Regions from separate parts of the Mus musculus genome. Here region 2 is linked to region 1. Evidence: chromatin loops called from intact Hi-C (ENCODE). Cell type or tissue: left cerebral cortex. All regions are shown on one strand. Each heading gives the region's core, and the rest is flanking DNA. Links, peaks and the distances in the headings are about the cores only. Region 1 has its middle 49 kb from the start of Gm22673. Region 2 has its middle 81 kb from the start of Gm51997.

What was found. Hi-C counts contacts between places; a loop is a spot of excess contacts. Peaks named below come from ENCODE experiments on the same cell type or tissue, not always from the same donor. Only the 100,000 strongest peaks of a DNase experiment are listed, where the experiment ranks them.
Region 2: a loop joins it to region 1, with 2.2 times the contacts of the local background. A loop is called at or near these places in 2 of 42 quality-filtered maps.

The regions. Positions count from the first base shown.
Region 1 is chr12:59,714,389-59,729,949 of GRCm38, reverse strand. No RefSeq gene overlaps it. Among named protein-coding and RNA genes, the nearest start is that of Gm22673, 49 kb to the right of the region's middle. In left cerebral cortex, for the core only: no CTCF peak of the experiment used is centred there; DNase peaks (open chromatin) are centred at 4,782 and 6,945; H3K27ac peaks cover 459 bases.
Region 2 is chr12:59,401,001-59,416,561 of GRCm38, reverse strand. No RefSeq gene overlaps it. Among named protein-coding and RNA genes, the nearest start is that of Gm51997, 81 kb to the left of the region's middle. In left cerebral cortex, for the core only: no CTCF peak of the experiment used is centred there; a DNase peak (open chromatin) is centred at 7,272.

The DNA of each region.
Region 1 (15,561 bases), core at 3,914-11,913:
TTACATCTACTTCCTAGGAGACTTTTACATCACTCATTGAGATGATTTTTTTCCATGTTTACAGTTCACACTCCTTTATTTTTGTTTGCCACATCTCTTGAACACCTATAACTTGTACACTTGAAAACACACAAATTAAAAGTAGCATTCTCAAGTCATAGCTAACAGCCAGTGCAGCTCTCTCTCTCTCTCTCTCTCTCTCTCTCTCTCTCTCTCTCTCTCTCTCTCTCCCTCTCTCCAACCTGAATTTATAAAACCCAAGATAGCCATGCCATCATCTCAGCATCTTACAGACACACCTAGGAAAGACCAGCCTAGGCGAGGTTGTCTGCAGAGACACTAGAAGCTGGCTTTTTCCAGAAAAGGGGTCTTATTCTGTGTTTTACAGAAAATCTACATTATAATAGGCGTTTCAGTTGCGTGTGTTACTAGAACTAAGACATTAGTGCTTGCTGAATGAGGAAATACATCCAAATAAAAATTCTAAGGCAGAGAAATAAAAGTAATTACAGATAGGAAAGAGTGTGATAAAAGAGCCATCTGGGAACTTCCTACAACAGTAGAGAACGTTAAACATTTTTCCTCCAGAAAATAAAATTTTTCCAGTCCAAAATCAGTGACGAATAATTAAAATGCATGCTACTTAGGTGGCCTGTCAGATTATAACTATGTGGATAAAATTCTCCTTCAGAGGCTTGAGGGTGGTTCTGTCGGTAAAGCACCTGCTGTATAGCATGAGGAGCTGTGTGCAGGTCACTAGCACCTGCATAAAAAAGTCAAAGTCAACACAGGGAAGAGAAGGTGGAAAAAAAGAGACCCTGGAGTGTGCTGGGCAGGTGGACTAGTAGAAGCATTGAATTCCAGCTTTAGTGAGAGAGTCTTGTAGGAAAAAAAGAGAAAAAAAGGTAAGAGTAATGAAGGAAGAACCCCATTGTGAGCCTCTCAACTTCACACACGATATTCCTTCACTGTAGGTTTCTATGAATAAGTGGGGGACTGTTGATCCAAGGCAGGGGGAAGAGTACAAGATGATCCTGGGGCATCTTATGATTTTTTTTAACTTCAGAAAGGGTTTGAAGGAAAGAGAGTATGAGAAGAGTGGCCACATGCCAAAAGAATATCAAAGTTAACTCAGTTAACTTAGAAGCTCACAGTGACTAAAACTGGAAAAAAAAATTAGTACAAATACAAATAATAGTGATACAATTGAATTCTAACACAGGGAATAAAATAAGTAGTCATGGGGTACAGTGATATTAGTAAGAATTGGATAAAGAAATGAGCAAGAACAGAGAGTAGCTCTTTCACAGTATAGTGGTCAGCCCTGAAAACATACACATCAGTAACAATTATACAGTCATAGCAGGTTTATAGGATGTGTGTGTGTGTGTGTGTGTGTGTGTGTGTGTGTGTGTGTGTGTTACATATATGCATGTAATGACAATTAATGAAAAAGAGGACATGGGTTTGAAAGATAGCAAAGGGAGATATATGGGAAGATTGAAAGCAGTAAAGGGAACGGAGAAATGATGTAATTATGTTATAATCTAGAAAATAAAAGGAAACACACTGTAGATGGAATAGAAGGAGAAAGTAACTACAATAATACAAAGCAGATACTACCAGCAAGATCCACAATCCTGGTGAAAAATAGCTAGGGGAGGACAAAGAAATATCATAAACATACACAGAATACAGAATGAAGCAAGGGCATCAGTGAAGGTTAACAATCAAGGTTAGCTCTTCAGCATAAAGCCTGTGCTTGCCACGTATCCAGCGGTCAGCACATACTGAGAAGGATGCCAAGCCTCTATGTCTTCTCTAAATCCTTAACCTCAATCTCATCATGAAAACCATCACAAAGATCCACACTGAGGGAGGGTTGTTTGAATTCGAAATGATCTCACAGTCTCATGCTGCGAAGTGTTTTCCCCAGCTACTAGCTGCTTCTGAGGAATCTGTAAAATTCCTTAGCAGGTGATGTCCAGCTAGCAGAAGAAGATCACTAGGGGTGAGCCTTTCAATTATGGTCCTGACAGTCCTTCTGCCCCCCCCCCCCCCCGCCCTTTCCACAATGTTCAGAGGGCTTCAGAGTAAGGGATGTGTCCATCTCATTTAGAGCTGAGCGCTCTAGTTAGAACCACAAGGAAGCACACTCGCTGTGACCTCAGCGTTTAGGAAGTGGAAGAAAATGAGATGATGTCAGAGTCTCCTCCAGGGCTCTCAGTCCACATTCTCCTTCACATCACTTTCTCGTCAACCATCAATGTTTTACATTAGATTCTCGTTTCCCGTGAGAATAAGACAAAACTCTTAGGCTTGTGCCGAGATCATGTGCTGTCATCAGATTATTTGAGGACATTCCTTTATGACAGGCAACAAAATCAACCCTGAAGATAATCTTATCCAGTGCTTCTGGACCCTGTCAGACCCAATGCCTCTGTTTGCTTTTGTTATTATTGTTTTTTGGGTTTTGGGTTTTTTATTAGATATTTTATTTATATTTCAAATATTATCCCCTTCGAAAATCCCCTATCCTCTCCCCTCTCTCCCTGCTCCCCAACCTGCCCACTCCTGCTTCCCGGGCCTGGCATTCCCCTATACTAGGGTACAGAACCTTCATAGGACCAAGAGCCTCTCCTCCCATTGATGGTTGGCTAGGCCATCCTATGCTACATATGCAGCTAGAGAGATGAGTCCCATCATGTGTTTTCTTTGGTTGGTGGTTTACTCCCAGGGAGCTCAGTGGTTACTGGTTGGTTCATATTGTTGTTCCTACTATAAGCCTGCAAACCCCTTCAGTTCCTTGGGTACTTTCTCTAGCTCCTTCATTGGGGACCCTGTGTTCTGTCCAATGGATGACTGTGAGCATCCATTTCTGTATTTGCCAGGCATTAGCAGAGCCTCTCAAAAGACAGCTATATCAGGCTCTTGTCAGCAAAATCTTGTTGGCATCTGCAATAGTGTCTGGGTTTGGTGGTTGTTTATGGGGTTTATGGGGTGGGGCAGTCTCTGGATGGTATTTCCTTCAGTTTCTGCTCCAAACTTTGTCTCTGCAACTTCTTCCATGGGTATTTTGTTCCCCCTTCTAAGAAGGATCAAAGTATCCACACTTTGGTCTTCCTTCTTGAGTTTCATGTGTTTTGCAAATTGTATCTTGAGTATTCTGAGCTTCTGGGCTAATATCCACTTATCAGTGAGTGCATATCATGTGTGCTCTTTTGTGATTAGTTATTATTGTTTTAACAGACACTTTGCAATGGTCTTTTACTATCCTAAAGCAGAAATCCAAATATAAGATAATCAACTGATACACTATTTCAAATATGTATGGACAAGCCTTACTATCTATACTACATGGGAAGATATCAGAGAATTAAGTTCAAATAAAATAGCATAGATTCTAAACTGAAGATGTTTGAGTACCACTCTGCTAAGAAATACTAGAAGGCAGTTAGACACTCATGTTCTGCATACATTATCCAGGCCATCACTGCAACAATCCTAGATTGACATGAGCATTAGCAAGTTGAATTCCTGAAGGAGCTTCCTGTTGGCACATCACATCCTAAATGGTAAACAACTTTTTGAAAGTCCTGAAGAAAACAAAATTTCTCCCAAGGTGCACCTATTGATTTCTGTAAATTTTAACACCTGTAAAACCCTGTGGCTGCATTCCTTGGCAGGATACAGAGAATATGCTGATGTTCTCATGTAAAAGGGTTAGACTCTGGGTCAGAAACTCAAAACAAATTTCACCTCCATTTTCAAGATCTTCAGGGAGACATTCAAAGCCATGCTAAAGGAATGGCATTATTTTCATTCATTTGGATCCTGGGTATTTCTAATATCCACCATCCAGATGTGAGTTGAGTTTCACCAACCATCTTGACAAGTAAGACATCTACACACAGTAAAATGTACCAAGGACACCAAAACATTGATAGTAGCCAGCCAGTGTTTGAAAACGATGGAGGCTGGGCTCAGCACAAGTACTCCGCTGTGGTTACAGAACTGGCTAAAGGATCAAAGTGATATAAGAAAGGCAAACATTTCTTCCTTCCCTTCCCTCCTTCATCTTCTCCATTCTTCAGCCCTTGCTGTTTGATAGATAAATCGGAGCTTTCCCATTCCCTACCAACACTAAAAACACAACAGAAATTGAGGCAATGTCCATACATATTTGAAATAATGTGTCAGTTGCTTGTATTATATTTGGATTTCAGCTTTAGGATAGTAAGAGACCATTGCAAAACAGAAATTTCTTTTTAAAAAAAAATTCCCCCCAAAATCATGATTGCTATGAGCCAAAACAATAATCTAGAAATTCCCTGTAAATCTGGGTTGGACCCACTCTCTCACTGCAGCCTTCTTACATGTTAGCTTCAAGTCAAACATGATGAAACACTCAGGAATTTGTCCCTGAAATCAGGGATAAATATGATTATTTTAAAATCAGGGTCTCTAAGATCTGGTTTGTGGCCTTTCTTCTACTACAGAAACAAACGCAAAGCTCTAGATTGGGGGCCAGGATTGTAGTGTTCTCTGAGTCCTGTGGCTTTATGGTCTTTCATTCAACACAGTGTAGTATAAAGGTAGCAGAAGTCCAGGCAGAGAGGGCATGGAAGGTGGTATGAGGATGCCAAGCAGCTGGGTAGTCCTGCGGAAGCTACACATCAGCCCAAGGCCACCTAAGCCACTTAGAGACACATGACCTTTCTGGCAGTAAGACATTTTGCCTTTGAGAGATTTGTCAGTTGGCCTGTTTTGTAGGAATTTGTTTTGCTTTTATTTTGTTGGGCTGGGAATGAAGCCAGAGTTTTTCTCTATGCTAAGCAAGTTCTTTAACAGAGCTCCATCCACAGCACCATGTTTTTGATTTAGTATTAGACAATTAGTTTAACCATCTCAGACTGATGGAAATGTTTACCATGAACATGTTTTTCTTATGCCAAATACCCTTTGTATACAACTTATTACTGAGTGAGATAAAACTAAAATGTGTCACAGTTTCTTTCTCTGACTTTTTAGTATTAAATCACAGTCCTTTGTACAAAAAGAAATTGTTTCCAGGGAAATGTTCTTAGTATTGTATTATCATACTTTGCACTGACAAAATCCCTAAACAACCTGTCAAAATGACAAAAACTTTTTTCAGTAGACACTATCAGACAAATTAGACATAGATCAGGTTCCACATAAAGGTTTGTTAAAGTTATCTAATTTAAGGTTCATGAAGCTATTTCTGAAATAGCATTTCATTGTATGAAATGCTGTATGCTTGGCATATTTAAAGCCTATCAAAGTTGTGACTCATTAGGGACTTCTGTTAGATGACTCTTAACAAAAAAGTCAATTGTACATTTTAAGAAGGATTAATATTCAGTGAACAAATCAAAAGGCATTTTGTTCATCAAAGATTAAGTGCTTCAGAGGTATTAGAGAATAAGAAATCTGATGATTAATTCTCTTTAAAATACTTTTCAACTAAATGTAGAAACGCACCAGTCTTGCTTTTGAACTAGAAAATACATTTCTATATTTATCGATCTCCAAATCAAGACAGAATGCTATTGTAATTCAGAATTCTTTTCTTTTCTTCTCTTTCTTCTCTTCCTTCTCTTCTCTTCTCTTCTCTTCTCTTCTCTTCTCTTCTCTTCTCTTCTCTTCTCTTCTCTTCTCTTCTCTTTTCTTCCATGTGCTTCTACTGTTATTTCTGGTACTACACAATACTTATCCTGAAGCAAACACAATGTGAGTCAAACCCACATCTATCTCCAAAACAGATTCGTCATGTGCTTTCCTATTAGATGGAAGTATAACCTAAGAATTCAGGAGAGATACATTTGGCTACATTGAGCTCTATTTGAGAGAGTTGCACTAGGCATTAGAAATAGCAAAGTAGGTAGCACGGATCTTTTCGCTAGGAAAATCTGATAACTTAAATTATGATGGAAGAAAGAATCCCCCAAGTTAAAATCGTCAGCTTGCTACAGTGAGAGAAGCGTCAGCCGAGAAGCTTCGATGGAGGAATTGCCCGGATCAGATTGTCTGTGGGTCTGTGAGGGATTCTCTTGATTATTAATTGATATGGAAAAGCCCAGAGGAGTAGCACATTCATCAGACAGCTGGTCCTGGTCTGTATAAAGGGACCAACGAAACATGAGCCAGAGAGTGAGCTCAAGAGTAGGCCCTGAAGCAGAGTTCCCCCACGGGTTCTACCTGGAGTTCCTGGTTAAGTTCTGCCCTGACTTCTCTCAATGATGGATTGTGAGCTGGAAATACAAGCCAAATAAAGGCTTGCATGTCCATGTTGCTTCTGCCATATAGCAGAAGAAAACCAAACAGCATTCCAAACTTTTCGTTTCCCGGGGTGATTTCATCTAACTTCCGGCCCTCTCCACCCGCAGCTCCACCTGGCACTAGGAAACCTCTCTTCTACTTTTGGTCAGAACTGGGCATCCCACTGCATCTCTGCCTATGTCTACATGGCAGAAGTTCCCCAGTCAGGAGTTTACTTGTGTAAACTCCTTGATAACATAGAGCCCTGGCCACCTGAAGTCCTAATATAGGGTGATTGCCATGAGAATGGCTCCCAGAGTCTCATATATTTGAATCTTGGTCCCCTTTAGTAGAACTGTTTTCGGAAAGACTTGGTCGTATGATCTCAGAGGAATTGTGTCACTGGGAGTGGGCTTTGAGGTTTCAAAAGCTCATGCCAGGCTGAATCTTTCTTTCTCTGTGGCCATATTTATGGATAAATGTCAGCTTTTAGCTACTGCTCCAACGTGTTGCCTGCCTACTGACATGCTCCCGTCCATGGTGATCATGGACTCACTCTGAAACTGCAAATGAGCCTCCAACAAAATACTTTCTTTTCTAAGTTGCCTTAGTCATGGTGTCTCTTCACAGCAATAGAACAGTGACTAAGGCAAACACTGGCTTCAATGAATTATTCATATACTGTGTGAATTATGGAAAGAGTGAAGAAAATTAACACCATACACCGTTTTAAAAGAGTAGGAGCCCTTATGAGTGTGACTAGTTCTTAGTCAGGGTGCTTTTAAACTGACTATGTAAGCCTAAATGAGTCCTCCCAGCGATCATCTGAGATTAACATTTGTGTTAAGTTAGCATTAATGCAACAGTGCCCATCTGCAACTCTTTAACCAACTGAGCCAAGTCCTGGGAAGAGTATGCATTCTAACTTCTGGCCAATTCTCAGTGCTCTGGATGAATGGCTATCTTTTCTACTGAAAAGAACTCCTGTTGTTCCAATATGTTTGCCAACTATGGTTTCCACATTTGAGGACGTCCAAGGGGCATTTCAACATCATACTCTAGACCAAAGGTTGATCTGGTAGCTAGTACTTGACTCTCTCATGGCTTGACGGGATTTTTTTATGTTCCATGCTTGAAGATATTTTGCTAATTAATGAATCTCACCCTGCTCTAAAATATAAGTATTAGGAAACTGTTAATGTTATTAATTATCCATGCCTAAAAAAAATGTGCTGAGGTACATACAAACTATGAAATTCCAAACTCAGCTGCTTAGTACTATGAAACTATCTTTAAAATAACAGGAAGGGAAAGTCCTATAATCAGCATTTGAAATATCATTTATCTAACTAGAAAATGAATAATCATAAGTACATAATTATAATGGATTATCGACCATTAACAATGTAGAGGGCCTGGGGATATGGCTCAGCTGGTAGACTCTGGTCTAGTACGCACTAATCCCTGAGTTCAGTCCTTGAGCATCAGACATGCATAAAACTGTCATGGCGGAACATGCCTGCAATATGAGGCAAGAAGGTCAGACATTGGAGGCCATCCAAGTTCAAGGCTAGCTTGGGCTACATGAGACCTTGTCTTTCAAAATTAATTAATTAATTAATCGATAAAAACAAAATTAATAAAGTCCATGTATCCTTGAAAGTAATTTTAAAAGCTTGTTGCTATACTGTGTTCTATCTGCACACCAGGTCTATTCAAACTGCTGTAATAGTATAAGATCAGTTAATGTAGCTTCAGACAACACTGGCCTGAGAATAGGAGAGTAAAACAAATAAAGCAAACTGTTTTGCATCTACTCAATTCCGTGGCTGAATCTTGATTACCAAGTCAAAGTTAATACAGCATTTCCCTAGAATCTGATTAGCCTGGAACTCATTTAGTAAAAATGTGAAACTCCTTATTGTTGCTCTAAAAAATATGGGTTGCTGAATAGCAGAAATTCTATTCTACATTCAGATTAAAAAAGAAAAAAAAAGTGTGACCTTGCAGAAGAGGAGTTTCCTTGATGAGGAATGAAGACAACACTTACCTGTAGATATAAGAATAAAAGTTTATAGATTGTTGCTAGGGGTTTATTCTGGTTTAGTAAATTTGTAGTTGTAGCTTCTCCTCCAGTAACCATGTCTTTACTAGCACTGAGTAGTTAGCCAGGTTTCTGGTGCTACATATGCCCTCCCATCCCCTAGCACAAACACCTGTACTATATAAAAGCTCACATGCTAGTTATAGGCTACTCCCCACAGAATACTCTTTATTCCTCTTTATAGTGATCTAGTAGTGATTTTTTTAATTAATTGTTTTATTTATTTACACTTCAAAAGTTTCTTCACTCCATCTCCTTCCCCTCCACCTCTGAGAGGGTACTCCCCCATCTGCCCACCCACCTTCACCTCACCCCTACCAGCATTCTTCTTCCCTGGGGCATCAAGTCTCCAGGAGATTAAAAGCATAGTTTCACACTGAGAACAGGCAAGGCAGTCCTCTGCTACACATGTGCCCTGGGCCACAAACCAGCCTTGTATGTTTTTTGAGTTCTGGCTTACTCTCTGGTAGCTCTTAGGGATTCAGTTAGTTGATACTGTTGTTGTTCTTATGGGTCAGCAGTCTCCTTTCAGCTCCTTCAGCCTCCCCCAACTCTTCCATTGGGGTCCCCAGTCTCAGTGCAATGGTTGGCTGTGAATATCTGCATCTGTCTTAGACAGAAGCTGGCAGAGTGTCTCAGAGGACAGCTATGCCAGGCCCCTGTCTGCAAACACTTCTTGACATTAGCCATTAGTGTCCATGTTTGGTGTCTGTAGATGGGATGGATCCCAAGGTGGAAAAATCTCCAGACAGCCTTTCTTTCAGTCTCTGCTCCATTTTTTTTTTTTTGTCCCTGTATTTCATTTAGACAGGAACAATTCTGGGTTAAAGATTTTGAGGTGGGTGCATGGCCCCATCCCTCTACTGAAGGCTATGTCTATCTACTGGATCTGGTCTCTTTGGGTTCTTTCTCCCCACTGTTGGGTATTTCAGATAATGTCATCCCCATTAGGTCCTGAGAACCTCCTGTGTCCCTGGTGTCTGAAACTTTCTAGTGATCCCCTACCCTGCCCCCACACCCCACTGCTACATATTTCTATTCATTCCCCTGGCCCTGTGGATTTCTCTCCTGTCTCTTCCCATATCTGATCTTGCTATCCCCCTCATTTTCCTTCCCCACTTCTCCAACCCAGTTCCCTCTATTCCTCTGCCTCCCATAATTATTCTGTTCCCCCTTCTAAGTGGGATTGAAGCATCCACACTGGTCTTCCTTCTTATTAAGCTTAATATGGTTTGTGAATTGTATCATGGGTATTCTGAGCTTTGGGACTAATATCCATATATCAGTGAGTACATACCATGTATGTTCTTTTGGGTCTGGGTTACTTCACTCAGGATGATATTTTCTAGTTCTATCCATTTGCTTGCAAAATTTATGAAGTCGTTGTTTATCCATTCTTTCATTTAGGGACATCTGAGTTGCTTCCAGCTTCTGATTAGAAATAAGGGTGCTACGAGCATATTGGACCACATGTTCTTGTTATATGTTGGAGCATCTTTTGGATATATGCTCAGTAGTGGTATAGCTGGGTTTTCAGGCAGAACTACTTCCAATTGTCAGAGGAACTGCCAGATTGATTTCCAAAGTGGTTGCACCTATCTGAAATCCCACCAGAATTGGAAGAGTGTTCCTCTTTCTCCACATCCTTGCCAGCATCTTCTGTCACCTTTTACTATTCTTTCTTTGTTCTGTGCATTTAGTGTTTTTATTATTATGTGATTCGAGGAATTTCTTGCCTGGTCCAATCTGTTTGGTTTTCTGAAGTCTTCTTGTACGTGTATGGCAATCTCTTTCTTTAGGTTAGGGAAGTTTTCTTCTGATTTTGTTGAAGATGTTTTCTGGTCCTTTGATTTGGGAATCTTCACTCTCTTCTATTCCTATTATTCTTAGGTTTAGTTTTTGGTTTTCTTGGTTTTTTTTTTTTTTTTTTTTTCAGTTTTCATTGTGTCCTGAATCTCCTGGATGTTTTGAGTTAGGAGCTTTTTGCACTTTGTATTTTCTTTGACTGTTGTATCAATATCTTCTATGCCTTCTGTCTCTTGTATTCTGTTGGTGATGCTTGCATCTGTGACTCCTGATCTCTTTTCTAGGTTTTCCATCTCCAGGGTTGCCTCCCTTTGTGATTTCTTTATTGTTTCTATTTCCATTTCTAGATCCTAGATGGTTTTGTTCAATTCCTTCACCTTATTGGTTGTGTTTTCTGTAATTCTTTAAGGAATTTTGTGTTTCCTCTTTAAGGGCTTCTATCTGTTTACCTGTGTTCTCCTGTATTTCTTTAAGGGAGTTATTTATGTCCTTCTTAAAGTCCTCTATCAGCATCATTAGATGTGATTTTAAATCCAAATCTTCCTTTTCAGGTGTAATGGAGTATCCAGGACTTGCTCTAGTCAGAGAACTGGTTCTGATGATGCCAAGTAGCCTTGGTTTCTGTTGCTTACGTTCTTACACTTGCCTCTAGCCATCTGGTTATCTCTAGTGTTACCTGTCCTTGCTGTCTCTGAATGGAGCCTGTCCCTCCTGTGATTCTGGTTGTATCAGAACTCCTCAGAGTCCAGCCATTTCTGTGATCCTGTGATTCTAGGATTCTGAGATCCTGAGATCCTGGGTGTGTCAGAGCTTCTGGGAGTCAAGCTTTCTCTGGGTGTTGCAGGAATGGGTGGGGAGCCAGAGCCCTAGGCTTGCTCCCAGCCCAGGTGCAAGCTGGAAGGAACCCGTGCCTCTGACTGGGTGGTGGTTTGTGTTCCCCTGTTCCTGTGGGGGTCCCAGTTACCTGGGTATTGGGAAAGATGTTGTACCCTCAACTGTGACCTTGAGTGTGTCAGAGCTTCATTCCTCTCCCATCTTATTCTCTCATGGCCATCTCTTTACCCACAGGCCTAGCCACAGACCCATAGTTTGGGACCCATCTTTCCAAGGTCCAATTAAACATCTCATTAACCAGCTTTTCCAGCTCTAGCTCAGACCCACACCTCCTTCAATGACTCAATTTTAAAAGGGCTAGATTATCACTTCAGACACATAACCAAAGAAAAATGTCCATATACATATACAGCAAAAATAAAAACAACATGAATGGACAAGGCAGCATGGTCCTAACAAAATCCAGTGGTCTTGTAGAAGTATTCTCTAATGAGAAATACCTAGATGAACCCTGACCAGTACAAACAATTTTTTAAAATCATAAACCTTATCAAAGAAATTCAAGGAATTTAAAAGGGGAAGACCCACCACAAGAACACACATCACTGAACTCCAAAAGGATAACAATAAACTCTGAAGTCTGTTAAGTTTCCAACCTGAGACAAACTGTCAAAGTACCTATTTAACACATTAAAGCAGACTTAGCTGCCAGGTTCTCCCAGCAACTCCTAGTCCCTACCTGTTAACAGGGTCCTCCAGGCTTTTATACCATCACCCCTTACCCTGAATTCTCCATCCTAAGGGGCTGAACTATTTCCCTATATAATCCAGATCTGCCCTTTTTGGTACTTTTGCTTGGGTTCAGGGCAGGAGAGGTAAATTAACTGGAGAGGTAAATTAGACCCAAAGAAACATTTGGGGGAATGATCAAAATGTTGGTTACGATGTGGGGTTACATAAGAATTCACTTACTAAAATTAACTATACAGTTAAAAGATATGCATTCAATATGTTTATTTTTAAAGAGATTAGGAAACAGATCAACAAGGTTTATTTTTATAAAAGAAGAGATGCAGAGCACAAGTTAGCCCCCATTACCATATGAAGAATGTAAAAGATCCCTAATGAAAGTTAGTTCTTTCATTAATATTTTTTATGGAGATTTTTGAATGCTATGCCCAATCTTTCCACCTCAAAAAAAAAAAAAAAAGAAAAGAAAAAAATGAGTAAAGGGGTATCTTTTCTTGACTCAAATCTAGAGATAAAGCCTCAACAACTTAGAAAACCTAATAACTGCTATTTCAGATCAAGAAAGAGTCCAAATTGTCTGACTCACTCTTGAGAAATGTAAGGCCAGGAACTAGTCAGAACCCCGATGGCAGAGCAAAGAGGAGGGAGCCATTTGGTGTTTATGCTGACTTCCTAGGATGCTTGAAAGCAAAGGATTCTACAGAGTCTCTGAGAGCCCTGTGTCTAGAGAGGACTACATGGCAATCATTTTAGCCCTTGTCTAAAAGAGTGGACAGGAAACATGAATGGCCCTCTGTAAAAAGTAGTGAGACAGAAAGGACGAGTGCTCAGGGACAAGCACTATTCTCTATTCTCCTGAGACAGAGTTCACTGGAGGGCATCTTCTCTCCTCAAGGCATCTCCAAGAAATAGGACTACTGAGACTAGATGATCTCTAACCACCCACAAGTGAGTCCTGAGGCAAAGAACTATATTAAAATCTTGACCCTGCTCACAGAGAATGGAGGCAGGCTTTATAACAGCAGTGACCAACTTTCTTGCCCACTCCAGAATCCTCACTACATGGCCCTGGTATTTGAAAGTTAGAGCATTCAGAAATCATGGTGAGTGGGCATAAAGAAAAAGATCAGTTCACAAGGTGGGAAAGGAGAGGCAGCTCTCTGTTAACTTTATTCCCAGCTGCGGAAGTTTCCCATAATCTGTGCTTGCTCAAAAATCACAATATAACAGTGATCCGTACACCTCAGAGTTGACCTGACCAGGAGAAAAAAGCTGCACTTGAAAGAGCCACTACAGAGAACCCAAACAAGCAGAGTCACACAGTCCAGGGACTCTCCATACGTAATCGCTGGGATGGTCAAGTTTTATCTATCAACCACCTTGGCAACATGATACAGATCCCAAGTCCTCATTCTCTAGACCTATATCTGGTGGTTGTAGTTCTGATCTCTCCTCCACTCTGGGAAGGTATAAATTCCACTCCACAGTTATGTTCTTATTTAGCCTCTCACAGTTAAGGTTAAGTCCTGGGTCTTCTACTTTTTGGATTAATGTCTAATGAATTAACTTAATTTTCTTTCCCTTTTCCTTACCACCCCGGCCCCACCAACCTATGCTCTGTGTGTGTGTGTGTGTGTGTGTGTGTGTGTGTGTGTGTGTGTGTGCTCTTGTGTATGTGCTCATGCACACAGGAACACATGCTTGTGAGTTTTGTGTGTTTATATTTGTGAGTACCAGCATACCTCATATGTCACCGCTACTTGTGGCTAGTCTGAGGACAACTTCAGGTATCAGCATTTGCCTTTTATGGTGTCTGAAACAAGGCCTCTCTTACTCCTCACTGACTGCTCCATTCAAGCTGACCCTCTGGCTTGCAGAAATGCTCTTGTCTCTGCCCCTCATCTTGCTTGTGTGTTCTTGTGATATGAACCCAGGTCATCCAACTTCCACAGTCATTTACCTACTGAAGCATTGACCAGCCCCTTGCTACTGCTCTCTAAAAATTAAAGGCCTTTCTGCCTGTGCACAAAGTATTTGAAAATTCTCAGGCCACCACTCAGGGGTTTTTGCTTTTGTTGTTGTTATTGTTGTTTGTGATATTATTTTTCAATTACATTTATGGTTTTACTCCCAAAGTTGAATGGAGTCATATTTGTCATTTAATAATGCACTCATTAGAAATGTCTTTTGTATGGATCCCCGGGTGGGGCAATCTCTGGATGGTCCTTCCTTCTATCTCAGCTCCAAACTTTGCCTCCGTAACTCCTTCCATGGGTATTTTGTTCCCCATTCTAATGCCAGCAAGATTTTGCTGACATGACCCTGATATAGCTGTCTCTTGTGAGGCTATGCCAGTACCTGGCAAATTCAGAAGTGGATGTTCACAGTCATCTATTGGATGGAACACAGGGACCCCAGTGGAGGAGCTAAAGAAGGGTTCTGTAACCCTGTAGGAGGAACAACAATATGAACTAACCAGTACCCCCTGAGCTCGTGTCTCTATCTGCATATGTAGCAGAAGATGGCCTAGTCATCCATCATTGGGAGGAAAAGCCCCTGGTCTTGCAAAGATTATATGCCCCAGTACAGGAGAAAGCCAGGGCCAGGAAGTGGGAGTGGGTGGGTTGGGGAGCAGGGCAGGGGAGGAATTTCAAGGTAGCATTTGAAATGTAAATGAAGAAAATATCTAATAAAAATTGTTTAAGAAAAAAAAAAGAAGAAATGGCATTTGTATTTATTTTTTAAAAGCCTAAACATCATTTTTCCAACCATAAAGAAAGGAAGAGAAATGGTTAGCCATGCTGGCTCACTCACTCCACCATTTATGGGCTTCCAGGTTTACACCACCTCATGAGAACTCAGGCTGTTTGTCCAACACATTATGGCTTAATCCGAAAGTGAAACTTCAATTCCAATCCCTGAAAATCTATTGAGTGAGAAATCACTTTGTTCCTGTCTTATCAAAATTGTCACAGCTCAGTTTCTCCTACCTTACCAACCTCAACTTCCATGATTTAGGCCCATTCTCAGACAGCCTTTCTTCTCATGTGCCTGTGATAATATTCACAGTCAAGAAGCAAAGAAAGATGCTGCATTTCTGGTGATAATTTCTCATTTTATAATTCAGTGTCTGTGAACAAGGGGTTAACAAAACTATATCTCTTACTTTTGATCAACTGAGCTCTGTTCCCATAGCTATCAGATCAGTGTCAAGGCCAGAGTCAGGATTTGCCAGCTTTCTGTCAGGGTCAACTATACCACCAGAAAACATTGCTAACAATGAGAATGAACCCGGGCCGGTAAATTAAACACAGAAACTATAAATTTTACTTGTACAAACAGTGGGTGTGACTGCCATGTTCTTGGCTTCCCTGAGTTCATCTTTACTTTTAACTGGCATTTCTTTCAGATATCCTCGAAGATAAGCCTATAGATTTGCTGAGAAATACATTAGTTCCTAAGAGGCATGCTTTCCTGACCTGTGCAATGTTTTTTTCCCTTTATTTATTTATTTTTTAAATTAATTTTTAATTAGTTATTTTCTTCATTTACACTTCAAATACTATCCCAAAAGTCCCCCAGACTCTCCCTCCACTCCCCTCCCACCCACTCCCACTTCTTGGCCCTGGTGTTCCTCCATACTGAGGCATATAAAGTTTGTAAGACCAAGGGGCCATTCTTCTCAATGATGGCTGACTAGGCCATCTTCTGATACATATGCAGCCAGAGACACAGTTCATCTTGTTAGCTTTTTTAAATTATGTTTTCTTTTTCATAGGTAAACA
Region 2 (15,561 bases), core at 3,442-11,441, 310 kb after region 1:
GAAAACACCAATAAATTGCCTTTTCTCCTTATGTTTGGTTTGTTTTATGTTTTCTAGCTCATGTAATTACTCCCTGTCTTCTATAGAGGCAGATTATAGAACACCTTGATTAATCCATTGAAACCCTTAATTTAGCATAATTTAGGAACCAGAAATTGTTTTCTAAATGTTCAAACTGTAGAGAGGCAAATAATAACAAACCAACCTGTATCAGGATTCCTTTATGCTTCCTTCTTCTTCTCCTTCTCCTTCTCCTCCTTCTCCTTCTTTATTATTATTATTATTATTATTATTATTATTATTCCCAAAATAGAACATAGAATCTCAATCAAGAACAAACATAAAAGGCCAGGCAGCACCAAACTCGGGTGGTCAGGCTCTTCACGGTCTCTATGATGGACGATTGCACTCTGAAGGAAACTCCGTCCTCTCACAGGGATGTGGGTTGCAGGTGCCCTCTTTATCTAACAATGAATAGAGATATCCAGCTTTTACCAGCAGGAGCAAGTTCTGTGCTAGACCCTGATCCAAACATTTCACAGTGGAGATAATATTAGGGTCTTGCTTTTATTTTTAATGCAAGGTCATATGGCCAAGAAACAGTAGAGCCAGGATTCAACCCCAGGAATCTTTGCTTTACAGCAGAACACATCTCTTATCCTACTAGATTAGAAGTGGTTTTGTTTTGTTTTGTTTTGTTTTTTGAAAATTCTGTATCAGTTAAGTTGTTGCAGTATCTGACCCACATAATACCCAAAAATTAGATAACACACTGAGAATAAAACAAAAGAATGCATATGAGCTGGACAGAGCACTGGGCTCATAGGTGTGAGCAGGATAACTATATAACAGATAAACCATAGGTCTAAAATGAGAAGGAGACACTGAGCAAGAGCAATAGTCCTGCTTCTCTGCCTCCCACTAAGTTGATAACATAGTTGCGATATTTCTAAACCTTGGGAACAATGATTCTAACAAAAGGAGAATTCTATTCAATCATCAAGCAACTAGCTTACTTGCTATACATGAAAATTGTCATTGTGAATCCCATTATGCTTGGTGTACAGCAAATACTCCTAATAAAAAAAAAAGTCACTTTTAAAAATTGTGAAAAATAGAAAGTTACATTGCCCAGAATATCCAGTCCCCATGAGCACTACAGTGACTCAAGGTTTGGACAAGATCTACTTCATTTTTGGATGTTGGGTGTGACAGTTGCTGTGTTCGCTCTGTTTCCGGCATGTGGAGGCATCTGTAGATTCCGTGTGCCTTTGTGAGTCAGAGTCACAATGCTATCTTGTCACTTTCGCTTTGCAATTTTTATCTGCTACTTGAAGTGAAGGAGGAAAGGCCTGAAATGTGTGTTTTTAAAATACATCCAGGACCACACTTCACTGAAACTCTTCGCTTGTTAAATAAAAACCATCCAACAGCTGCTAGATGGGAGTGGAATACCAATCACTTCGGAAGCTGAGAAACTTCAGATCTTGGGAAAAAAAAATCTACCCATTCAGAGCTAGCTGGGGCCGTGATACTCCAAATGAAATGCTAAATCCAGGCTGCATTTCTTGTCATCGGTAAGATTGAGTGTGGAGATGCCTACAAGTGGGCCATTTTCCTTGAATGTCATTATGGAGAGCATTCATTCTTACACACACAGTATCTGTAGTCTCGTTTTTGTGCGATGTCCTCTCGAGTTCCCTGCCATGGCCATAAAGCTGTACTTTCACAAGTCCTTTGGCACAAAGTACATGCCAGAGAGATCAGATACACTGTTGAAATTCATAGCATACTGACTACAAAATAGGGGCTGTATCAGTGCCCATTGTGAGATCTATTTCCGTTCTTTTCATGTCTCTCTGAATTTATTTGACAGAATTTCAGAAGGGAAACTCGCTTGCTGGAGGGCAGGTTGTTCGGGTGTATCTTGCAGGCGCAAGCAAGCTGATAGATGCTTCCCTCTCTTTGCCGTTATCTCAAACCTCATCATCTCAAAAACCCAGCCTCGCTCTGTGTACAGCAGCAGCGGGGAGTCTTCCTCTAGTTGTCCTTTGTCTTGGGGTTTCTGGAGGCTCTCCTAGGCAGATTTAGACTTTTCAAAGGCGCAGCCAGTTTTAAAACACTCTTATAGCAACACCCAAAAGGAAGACTCGAGCTTTAAGAAGTTTTAGTCCAGCAGTCACCAAGGCAGTGTCTGAGCCCTCCCAAACATCACACTCCCACAACAGGCTTTCAAAACATGGTTAGCACACTCAGGCTAACCCCCTTGAAAGTAACCTGGGACATCTGGGAACTCAATTCCCTCACTTCCCATTCAGCCCTCAATATGCCACATACTGTTCACTCACAGGGCTTTTATCATCATAATGAAACTTTTATTCTCATGGCCTGTGATGGCCAGATCCGTGTCTTTTTCACACTTGGTCACTCAGGGGTATGTGTGGATTTCCTGGTTCGCATTCGCTTGCCCTCTGCTCTGACACACTTACTCTAAACACTCTTGTTCATATTTGTGGGTCTAAAATCTGCACATTATTGACTGTCCAACAGTTTGACTAACCGAATCTCTCTCTCTTGAACCTCAGGCATGTTTTACTTTATGGTAAATGTCTTAAGATGTTTCATACAGCCTCAAATTTAAAATGTCCAAAACAAAAACCGTCATTCCTCTCCCCTCAGAAATGAATCCTTGGGTTGGTAAGATGTCTCAAACAGTCTCTGTGAGTTAGGTTACCAGAGGAAAGAACTGACTGCCAAGAGTTATCCTCGGACCTTCACATGCACATTGGGACGCATGTATGCCCATTCACATGCACACAAATGTACAAAGACATATATACAATAAAGAAATACTCCAGTCTTCTTTAGTTTAATGAAACAGTGCTCCACCGAGTCAAAAAGCTGAGACTGTGTCCATACTGGTCCTCAGCCTGAGTCCCAAGTCCCTAGTGTTTCTCATCAAAATGACTATGATGAATGTCATTGCCAGATCTTGCATCCTCCATTCCCAGGAGCCACTAAACTCTACAGGTTGAAATTCAAACTGAAAATGCCTTTCAGGAATGTCAGCGCCTGTCAGTCTTTGATCACCCCCTCAGATCCTTGCTTGTCCCTGTTTTAAGCACTTTGTCCCAATGGCTCTTACAGGACAGATGAACAGTGAAGGTCTGTTCATCTTCATGTCACCCATACCCAGTACCATGACTCACACATCAGAACAGTTTAATAACTGCCTTGACAATAGAATTGTTTGCAGGGCGAACAGTATCATGTTCTACTTTTCAAAAACCATGCCTTTCTTTGTAGTTATGTGCGTTTTTCCAAATGGAATACCTCATTTTAGCTTTAGGTGGCGATAAGACCTAATTGTCTTAAGACTTGGCCATTTTCCCTACCAAAGAAAGACTCTGTCTTAGAGGAACAAGGACTTCCTCTAACCCCCATTTAGCTAATTAGAAATTACATGCACTGGGATATTCTGAAAGTTGAATCATTTCAAGAAGGGTTGAGGCTTTCTTCCTTCCCTGAATGCTGAACACTTAGCATCATTACGTGAGCCTATCAGATACTACTTCCTGCACCTCCACAGGTAATTTTCCTGACCAACTGAATCTCATGGAAAGTCCCTATTCTGCAACATGTCCTTGCCAATGATAGCAACCCATACAGACTTGACGTACAGATTATCTCTTTCAACTTTCAACTTTCAACACACTTACGTCTCTTATGCCCTCTTAACTAACCAATTATTAAGAGGAGCTTCAGGTCTTTCAGTGGTACAAGTATACTCCATAGCTCCCATGCCCTAACCCAGTGAGGCAAGCTCACCATTCCACCAGAAGTGGAATGTTTCACTAGTGGGCACAAATCCCAGGAAAGTAAGACTTTCCACACACACACCTTTCCTCTTCAGAGTGTCAAGAAGCAATTAAAAAGTAGCTTCTCGGTTCCTGTATGGTTCCAACTGAATGAATTCTGCAGTTCTGTTACATAATAGCATAACTGCTTTAGAACCCCTTCCAACCTAGCAATTCTCCAAAGTTACTTATCTACTTTCTTCCCCACATCACTCTTTGATAAGGTTATGTCACTTGTTGTTAGAGATGTTTATTTGTTTTTCTTTTTTTAGCATTCTTTTTTTTAAGATTTATTTATTATTATATCTAAGTACACTGTAGCTGTCTTCAGACGCACCAGAAGAGGGCGTCATATCTCATTGCAGATAGTTATGAGCCACCATGTGGTTGCTGGGATTTGAACTCAGGACCTTCAGAAGAACAGCAGTGCTTTTAACCACTGAGCCATCTCTCCAGGCCTTATTTGTTTTTCTTGGTAATTGGGGAGGCCTGGCTACTTTTACAAGCAGGGGTCAACCAAGGAGTTTCATACATGCTACACAAAGAGTCAGCCATGGAACTACTTTTAGGAAAACTTAAGTAACAGATTCCCCCAGAAGACACCTCTGAAGCATGTGGCTTTGACTGAGTGAATGTCAGAGTTCAGTCTTACTGTGTCTTCACATCGCTGCCAGTAGGGGTGGGAGAAGGAGCAGAATCTCATCTCACAGGGCCATTAAGACCATGCATGAGGGATACACCCTCATGACCTAATCACCCCAAATGGTCCACATCCCAACACCATCACTCAGAAGTTAGGACTTCAACATAAGAAGATGTGGGCATGATCTCTCCATTTATAATAATCTTACATTGACTCAGTGAAAATCCAAAGGGGTGAGGGGTGAGAAACCCAGGGGGGAAAAAATCTTTAGTGCAAAAACCAGAATTCATTCTAATTGAGCAAAGAGAAATTTAATGGCCATTGTAGGCAGAAAGCAGGAAACTGCCTAACGAAGGCCTGTGCTCACTCACAGCAGATTCCACACTCCCTAATGAACAATTATCTCTTCTAACTCCTGCTAGACAAGCACTCCCTTTGCCTTCCAGTTCAACTCCTCCACAAAAGGATGCTTTTGTTTTTCTGCCCTTAACTTTTTAAGCCAAGTGGATATCAAAGCATTTTAATGCCTGCTCTGAAATCAGACCCATTAATGTTGCAGCAAATCATACAGACTTTAGTCACTGTCCTCAAAGGTTGCTCCAATTCCTTTGCCTTTCTTTATATCTCTTACTTGCTAATGAGCGTGTTAAGGGATTCACTTCGTTCCAAATGACATTCTAAGTTTGTACTTATTGACCCAGTTAAACAGATATGATAATAACTCAAATCTTCATTAAGGAAAAGAGAGGAGAGCGATCAGATAAAACGTGATTTTTAACTATTTTTAAAAACAGTATCTGAAGAAAATGTATGAAGTTTTAACCTCTAATAATATGATTGGATATAAGTGGCTGCCTACCTAGTACAGTATTTATATGTTCTTTTTTGATATTTAGAATTGCTCATAACTGAAGTTGTGTTATTTTTGTTGTTGTTGTTGGGATGAGGGTTTTTGTTTGGTTGGTTTGGTTTGGTTTTAATTTGGTCTCACGTGTCCCAGGCTGGCCTCCAACTCACTATGTAATCAAGGACAACACTGAACTTCTAGTCTTCTTGCCTCTATCTCCTGATGCTGGATTCAGATGTGCACTGCCACTCTGTTTATACAATGTTGGGACTAAATGGGGCTTTTGTGCATGGAAGGAAAGCACTATCAGCTGAGCTACTGCCGCAGCCCCCTCATAACATTAACAACCACCACAAAAGCAGAAACAGTAGCTCTCTTCAACCAGATAAACCTGTCCCAGCAGGGTGAGTTCAGATTTGTGCTCTCTGAACTCCCACGTTCCTGCTTTGCCAGTTCTCACCCTACTTAAGTTTTTGGTCCTCATCCTCCTCTATGCCACCCAGCATGGCTACACAAAGCCATTTTCATTAGACACATCCTAAGTTCACACCCTGCACCCTAAGAGACCTTAGCAAGTTGCTTTTCCCCTGTGCTTTAATGAACAAGTATCATTTTACCCATTAGCCACCCTGAACTCTTTCTACCTTATTTCACTTCCTGAAAGCTTATTGGAAATTTGGTTGATGTTTTCTTACATTCATAAGCTTCAAGAAAGCGTTTAAAGTCATGTACCAGCTAAATGCCTTAGGTTCATACTTTCTAGTACAGTTAAATCTTTCTAAGAATGCTAGACATGGAGCCATATTTCCATATCTTGCTTACAGAGTTAACAAGATGAAAGTCAGTGGAAGAGTTTGGTATGCTTTTTTGATGTTGTATCATGGATCTTGTCATGTGACCAGCCCCTATGCTATCCCCACGTATTGCGCAGTTCCTACTGTTCTGAAGCATCCTCCCCTTTGATTGTGAAAAGATAGATCTGTGGCTGATTCCAACCAAGGGGATGCGGAAAGGTTATCGACAGGATGCCATTCTGATATTTATGCTATAACACATGGCAACACTCTAACAGATTAGAATGGGATTCTTCCTACTGCCTTGACAGTGCAAACAATTGTCCTGAAGAAGGCACCTGGCATGGAACCATGGAGATTCCACCTTCAATGGCACATCCTCAAGAAAATGAATTCTGCTAACACCTGAATGACCTCACAAGCCATTTTCTCCCAGTTCAGTTTCCCAATGAAGAGACAACCTAGCCAACACCTTGGTTCAGCCTCCTGAGACCCTGAGCAGAAAATCCAGGTAAACTATGTCACAACCCCTGAGACGTCAACAAAGTCAACAACATATGTTCCTCATCTTCCATGAAGTTTATGTAATTTACTGTGTAGCAATATAAGATTAATTCACTGGGTAGCATTTCTTACAAAGACGAGAAACTACAGGGTAAAGTAAATAGCAAATGAAAGATAGAAGATTATACCTGAAATGAAAAGCAAAAGCAGGTTAATGTACAGAAAGGCCATGATCAGCACAAACACTGAACATGACTGTTTTTAGAGGAAGTCTCTCTGATATGCTGCTCTGAGAAAAAAAAAGTAGAATTTTTAATAGAATTGTGTATGAAATATCATAGAATTTCATTTTTACCTAGTAAATGGAGGGAGTGAAGACAGATTCAGTTCATAAGCCAACCAGTAAGCACTAAGTGCTTTGCATATGTTAATTCCCACAGCCTAGATTAGTGTTCTTAAGTACCAATTCAGAGATAAGGAAAATGAAGCATGGTGATGCTGAGCGATTTGCTAAACACTGTGCTAGAACTGAACTCCAGCATGTCTCTGTCCAAAGCTATAGGTCCCAACTGGTACCGCAGGGAAGAGAATGAAGGTCAGACCATGAGAGCTGCCTGGGAAAGATATGGACAGACCCTGAGCATAGAAACTGAGCAGAAAAACAGGATGGTAGCAACCGCCACCCACTGCTGGGATAAGGAGAAAGGAGGAACCAGCACTTTGAAGAATGAAATGAATTAAACATTATTTTCACAGTATCACTGAAAAAAATCAAATGAGCATTAAGCAAAAAAAAAGTTATATCCTTGGGCAGAAGACTGACTTTGTAGAAAATGGCATGAGATACACAGAAGAGAATCAAAGCACGGTCAGCTCCACTCAGCCACTACACGAGAATTCAAATCAGGGCGGAACTTTTCCGACTAATGATTTCCACCCAGAAGTTGAAATTTAGTATCAAATTTCCTTCAAATTTTATACTTGTAGCACTGAGCTATATGAAATAAAGCTGTCCCTTGTCCCTCCAAATCAAGGATTCAAATATTGTCCCCAGATTGTAGTAGTACTTAGTAAACCTGAGAAGTAGAAAAATCGCTTGTATTATTAAAGGCAGCCATGGGGGTTGAATAGAGGCAGAGGGTTCTTACAAAGACCATTATGGTGACTAGGACTGGCAAACCTATCACCCAAGTCTGACTTCATAGGTGTAGCTCTGCCCAGGCGAGGATATTTTATGCTATAGAGTTATCTTGAATTTAAGTCTTTCTCCACAAGTTGATGCTATTGAGAAGTAGTGGTGCTTTTAAGAGGTAGAGCCCAGGGACAAGTGCTCTAATTGTTGGCTAGGGGTCTCAGCCCTTCATCTCTCCTCTTTTTGCATCCTAACCATGTGATGAACACTTCAAAATCAATAGGTCCAACTGACCATGGACTGAAACCTCCAAACGTATGAGTAAAAACAAGCCTCTCATCTTGGTACTAAGTTTATTTCATGGTTGGGCACAGTAACACAAAGGTGACAAACATGCTTTATAAGCCAGTAATTAACCCAAGCAGGACCAGAAGCAGCTACCAGAAATTCACTGGAAAAAAAAAAAAAACAAAAAACAAAAAAAACAAAAACAAAAAACACCAAGGTGGTGGGAATCTAGGGATACAGCCATGGACCCACTGAGCATCAGCAATATGAGAAAGTAGGTTTCAAAAGGGAGTGGACAGGCAGGAAGCAGACAACTGTGGACACATGTGCAGTCAGCCTGGGCCCCATGCTTCTCCTGCTGGGTTATAAGCAAGACTTTGTTCAGAGAGCAACTGGCTCAGCAGGACATCTCCACAGACATCCTGTCTTCTGCCTTCCCCATCGCCCCCAGCAAGAATTCTCGGCATATCTTCCCTAACTATATCACTGATGCTGCTAGTCTGTAGCTTTCAAGATGTGGTTTGGGTTACCTTTTTTAATAAAAAAAAAATTATTGGTTCTTTGTGAATTTCACATCATGTACCCCAATACCACTCATCTCCCCCTCCCCTCCTACCCACCCTCCACCCTTGCAAACTGCTCCCCCTCCAATCTAGAAAAAAAAAGTCTCATTGTGGAAGCCCACAATGTGTGTCCCACAGTGTACCCTTTTGTTCATACTTCTTTGCTTGCAAATGTTCAATGCAATGACTCATTGGTCTGGCATGAGGCTTCTGCTACTGTATAGATACTGGAACCTCACTGGGACTCCTCCTGTTGTTACCCTATGTCATGGAGATCCTGTAGTTTTGAATCTATGGACATAGCCCCTTCATGCATTCCAGCAGTTCATAGATAATGTAGACGCTGGGGTGGGCCAATTCAAAGCCCTGGATCTGGTCCTGAGAGTTATCTGAACTGGACAGTAGGCTAGCTCTCCCACACCCACACCACCAGGGCAAGATCTCCCACTTTGCCCTTGTTGGCCCATCCAATGCTACAGTCAGCAAGGAGCAAAGACAGCTCCCCCACTCTCATGCTCTGGGGGCTCTGGATCATCAGAGCCAGATCTATGGTGCAGCCTAAGCAAAATGCAGGGTCCAATACCCGGGGATCCATCCCATAATCAGCCTCCAAACGCTGACACCATTGCACACATTAGCAAGATTTTACTGAAAGGACCCTGATATAGTCTCTTGTGAGGCTATGCCGGGGCCTAGCAAACATAGAAGTGGATGCTCACAGTCAGCTATTGGATGGATCACAGGGCCCCCAATGGAGGAGCTAGAGAAAGTATCCAAGGAGCTAAAGGGATCTGCAACCCTATAGGTGGAACAACAATATGAACTAACCAGTACCCCCTGGAGCTCTTGTCTCTAGCTGCATATGTATCAGAAGATGGCCTGGTCAGCCATCAACAGAAAGAGAGGCCCATTGGTGGTGCAAACTTTATCTGCCTCAGTACAGGGGAACACCAGGGCCAAGAAGTAGGAGTGGGTGGGTGGGGGGAAGTGGGTGGGGGAGCGTGGGGGGGACTTTTGGAAAAGCATTGGAAATGTAAATGAAGAAAATACCTAATTAAAATAAATTAAAATAAACAAAATGCAGGATCCACTTTTCTGAGTGCTTCAGTAAGCAAGGGGCTGTGCTGCCTCTCCAGCTTTCACACCCCTTGGGCCAGCTTACCTCCAATCCCCACAAGCAGGGCTATCTCTACCCTGCTGCTCAAGCCCACTCTCCCAAGTGCTGCGGCTGATGAGGGACAGGGCTGGTTCTCCCACTCTTATTCTGCATGCGCCTACCCCGAGGGAAACAAGAGCCTCTGGCTTTCTGGGAATGTTCCCTTTACAACCGATTTTCTCCCATAAAAGACAAACATTGTTGAGGCATGTAAGTGCTTCTAGTGGCGTTGGATCCATCATCAAAGGGAGCTTACGAGGCGTCAAGCACTTATTGATTTCCCTGGCCCGTGTAGTACGATGAAGCACTCTTTCCTCCGAGACACTTCACCTTCTAGTGTCACAGCCGTTATCACCTGCTTGATGCCAGCCAGGCAGTGGCATGCAGCTGATCAGGATGTCTGATTTACCCCTGGATGTGAAATGATTGGTCAGTGGGAAACAGTCTCAGAAATGTGGTGTCAGAAGTTGCATAATAACCTCTGAGGATCCTAACACGCTCCGCAGCAGGGACATTATACCGTTTTCCAAAGAAATCTGCATGAGTCTCCCATTAGTCCCATCTCTACTCCTATCTGGGATTGCTCATTGTTCATTTGGATCTCCAAGGCAGCTTTTATCCAGACTTTTGATCTGTCCTTACCCTGCTGTTTCATTTTTTAATACTTAACTCTGCCGTTCACTTTCTAATCTGGACATAATTTAGTCAAAAACTCAGTCATAAGTGGAGAAGATAGCTCAGTGAGTAAGTACATGCCGTGTAAAAAGTGTAGGACCTGAGATCCACCCCAGAACCAGTAACAGAGCTAAGCATGGTAGTGCAGACATGGAAGCCAATTCTGCAGAGGTGGAGACAGGCAAACTCTTAGTGCTCCATAAACTGACAACCTAGGCTTACTCAGTGAACTCCAGTAGAAAACCCAGTTCCAAGAATGCCTGTGGTGAGGGGAGGATGGAAGAAATGCTTCATCCACTGTAAGCACTGGGACATTTTGCAGACCATAGACCATGTGGTAGCTGACAACTTCCTGTTATTCCAGTTACAGAGGATCTGATACCCTCACGCAACCTCTAGGGCACTGAACACATTTGGTACATAGACATAAATACAGAGAAAATATTCATAAAATAAAAATCAACAAATTATTTTTGCAAAAGCCCACTTATTTCTACAGGATCTAGCAAGATGAGTCTCCCTCCCCAACCACAACATCTCCCAAGGCCACCAGATCTAGTTCAGATCCCACATCCAGTTCTCCAGCCTACTCTGGCCTCCTAATGATTACACCACAAATGATCTCTAGGCTTTGACAAGGACCCTCCTACCTACCCCCAACTTGCAGGACCCTCATACACCATATCCAACTTTCCCACCCAAGATCTGCTCCAGCATTCCAGGCATGGACCAGGAAGCATATCCTGTATACCAGCCTAGACCCCTCTGTTCACATTTCCAATGTCTAGGCTCAACCCACCCACATATCCTCTCTTCACTTGCAAACATATCAAGACTTAGGACTAACAAAAGAAGGCCCTGATTTCATCACAAAAATACCAGTAATATGAAAAATCAGGCCACTATCTTTTCTCCAAAACCTACCAGTCCTGTAAAAATGTTGTCAATGAGAATTACCTAGATAGACCACATGACATAGAATTTTTTAAAACTCATAAACTTCATCAAATAATTCAAGCAGCTTAAAGAAGACTTAAAGAAGCGCATAAAACAATATGAACTAACCAGTACCCCCAGAGCTCGTGTCTCTAGATGCATATGTAGCAGAAGATGGCCTAGTCAGCCATCATTGGAAATAGAGGCCCCTTGGTCTTGCAAACTTTATATGCCCCAGTACAGGGGAATTCCAGGGCCAAGAAGTGGGAGTGGGTGGGTAGGGGAGCGGGGGGAGGGGGTACAGGGAACTTTCGGGATAGCATTTGAAATGTAAATAAAGAAAATATCTAATAAAGATAAAAAGAAGTGGATAAAATTAAGGAGAAAGAACTGAAGCTAAATGTCTGGGTAATAACTAAGATAAAACAAAACATAGGCTGATGGAAATGACAAAGATAATCCAGAACTTGAGAACAGAATCCAATAAGGAAATAGAAACATCAATAAGGGCTCAAGCAAAAATAGAGATCGAAGTCAAAAGCCGAGTAACTCAACTAGCAAACTCAAAAGGAAGCCTTGCATGCAAAATGAACCAAGAATAAGATAGGATATAAAGATTTGAGGGGAAAAATAGATGACCTAGACCAAATAAGCAACTAAGTATAGAATTAAAAAGAAAAAGAAAAACAAGAAAGAAACATATGGGAAACATGAGACTCTGAAAAAAATTTCAAACTTGAGGCATAGATGAGAGAGAAGAATCCCAAGCCAATGGCATAGACCCTATCTTCAACAGATTACAGAAGGAAAAACACACCCATACAGATACAAGAAGTACACAGAACACCAAATAGACAAGACAATAGAAGAAAATTCCCACAGCATATCATAGTTAAATCCTTAAGTAGACATAACAAAGAAAATATATTAAAAGCTGCAAGAGAAGAAAAGTCAAGTGCATTAAAGAAACCCCGCCAGGACAACAGCTGATTTCTCAATGAAATCTTGGAGCCAAAAGATCCTGAAGCAATGCATTCAAAGTCCTAAAGAGCTATGACAGCCAACCTCAACTTAAAAACAGGGCAAAACTATCCACCATAATTGAAGGAGAAAGAAAAACTTCCCACAATAGAAATAGCTTAGAAATGATATCTCACAAACCAACCCTAAAGAAACTACAGGGAGTAATATTCAGCACTGAAGAGAGGAGTGACATAGCAAAGAGAGTATGGAAAGAGATAAAAGCAATAATTATTAAGATGCAAAGAATCCACACATGTAGCATATGTACAGCTCAGCATCCATGGGGGTCCCCCAATAGCTAGAGTGAGGAGCTATCCCCAAAATAAAAACAAAATATAGGCTGATGGAAATGACAATGATTCATGTTGCTTGTCTGTGGAATCCCTTTCCCAAAAGGGCTGCTTTGTCTGGCCTCAGTGGGAGATGTGCTTAACCCTGCAGAGACTTGATGCTCCAGAGTGGAGGGATCCCAAGGGGGGCCCCACCTATCAGAGGAGAAGGCAGGGCGGGACTCTGAGAGGAGGAGAATAAGAGGGGAAGTAGTAATTGGGTTGAAAATAAATAAATAATAATAACATTTTAAAAGAAAAAGAATTAACCTTAGAGTTAGACTGATTTTTTTAAAAAGACACAAAATACCCCCAAGAACACAAACAGCAAAACCAAAACTCAACAACATATTGACCAAAAGTAAGATATTTTAATAGTTACTTTAAGAATCAATGGCCTCAATTCTCCAATCAAAAGACATGGACTGACTGGATGGATCAAGAAACAAAATCCATCTATAAGAAGCACATCTTGAGGGTGCCTTGCCCAAGTCTCCGGACACCCGCAAGGAACCACACAGGATTCCCCACGGGATCCTAAGACCTCTGGTGAGTGGAACGCAGTGTCTGCTCCAATCCAATCGCGCGGGACCTGAGACTGCATTAAATAGGGAAGCAGATAACCCGGCCTGAGCAGGGGCACAAGTCCCTTCCGGCCCACTCCAGCACCAGGGTGCCTTGCCCTCGGAGTATCCAGACACCCGCAAGGAACCACACAGGATTCCCCATGGGATCCTAAGACCTCTGGTGAGTGGAACACAGCATCTGTTCCAATCCAATTGTGCAGGACCTGAGACTGCATTAATTAAGGAAGCAGATAACCCGGCCTGATCAGGGGCACAAGTCCCTTCCGGTTCACTCCAACAGCGGACTTCCTTGTGCACAGAGTTTCTGGACACCCCCAAGCTCCTCACAGGACCCTCCATGGGATCTTAAGACCTCTGGTAAGCAGAACACAACTTCTGCAAAGAGGCAGGTTCGAACACCAGATATCTGGGTAACTTCCCTGCAAGAGGAGAGCTTGCCTGCAGAGAGTACTCTGACCACTGAAACTAAGGATAGAGCTAGTCTGATAGAGGCTAACATAATCACCTGAGGAACAAGCTCTAACCAGAGACAACTATTACAACTAGCTCCAGAGAATACCAGATGGCAAAAGGCAAATGTAAGAAATCTACTAACAGAAATCAAGACCACTCACCATCATCAGAACGCAGCACTCCCACCCTACCTAGTCCTGGGCACCCCAACACAACCGAAAAGCTAGACCCGGATTTAAAAGCATATCTCATGATGATGGTAGAGGACATCAAGAAGGACTTTAATAACTCACTTAAAGAAATACAGGAGAACACTGCTAAAGAGTTACAAGTCCTTAAAGAAAAACAGGAAAACACAACCAAACAGGTAGAAGTCCTTAAAGAAAAACAAGAAAACACAACCAAACAGGTGATGGAAATGAACAAAACCATACTAAAAAGGGAAGTAGAAACAATAAAGAAAACCCAAAGTGAGGCAACGCTGGAGATAGAAACCCTAGGAAAGAAATCTGGAACCACAGACACGAACATCAGCAACAGAATACAAGAGATGGAAGAGAGAATCTCAGGTGCAGAAGATTCCATAGAGAACATCGGCACAACAATCAAAGATAATACAAAACGCAAAAAGATCCTAACTCAAAACATCCAGGAAATACAGGACACAATGAGAAGACCGAACCTACAGATAATAGGAGTTGATGAGAATGAAGATTTTCAACTTAAAGGGCGAGCAAATATCTTCAACAAAATTATAGAAGAAAACTTACCAAACCTAAAGAATGACATGCCCATGAACATACAAGAAGCCTACAGAACTCCAAATAGACTGGACCAGAAAAAGAAATTCCTCCCGACACATAATAATCAGAACAACAAATGCACTAAATAAAGAGAGAATATTAAAAGCATTAAGGGAGAAAGGTCAAGTAACATATAAAGGAAGGCCTATCAGAATTACACCAAACTTGTCACCAGAGACTATGAAAGCCAGAAGAGCCTGGACAGATGTTATACAGACACTAAGAGAACACAAATGCCAGCCCAGGCTACTATACCCGGCCAAGCTCTCAATTACCATAGATGGAGAAACCAAAGTATTCCACAACAAAACTAAATTCATATATTATCTTTCCACAAATCCAGCCCTTCAAAGGATAATAACAGAAAAAAAAACAATACAAGGACAGAAATCATGCCCTAGAAAAAGCAAGAAAGTAATCCCTCAACAAACCAAAAAGAAGACAGCCACAAGAACAGAATGCCAACTCTAACAACAAAAATAAAAGGAAGCAACAATTACTTTTCCTTAATATCTCTTAATATCAATGGACACAATTCCCCAATAAAAAGACATAGACTAACAGACTGGCTACACAAACAGGACCCAACATTCTGCTGCTTACAGGAAACCCATCTTAAGAAAAAAGACAGACACTACCTCAGAGTAAAAGGCTGGAAAACAAAATTCCAAGCAAATGATCTGAAGAAACAAGCTGGAGTAGCCATTCTAATATCGAATAAAATCGACTTCTAACCCAAAGTTATCAAAAAAGGCAAAGAGGGACACATAATTGGTCACAAAACAGGCCTCAACAGATATAAAATATTGAAATTGTCCCATGTATCCTATCAGACCACCATGGACTAAGGCTGATCTTCAATAACAACATAAATAATGGAAGGCCAACATTCACATGTAAACTGAACAACACTCTTCTCAATGATACCTTGGTCAAGGAAGGAATAAAGAAAGAAATTAAAGACTTTTTAG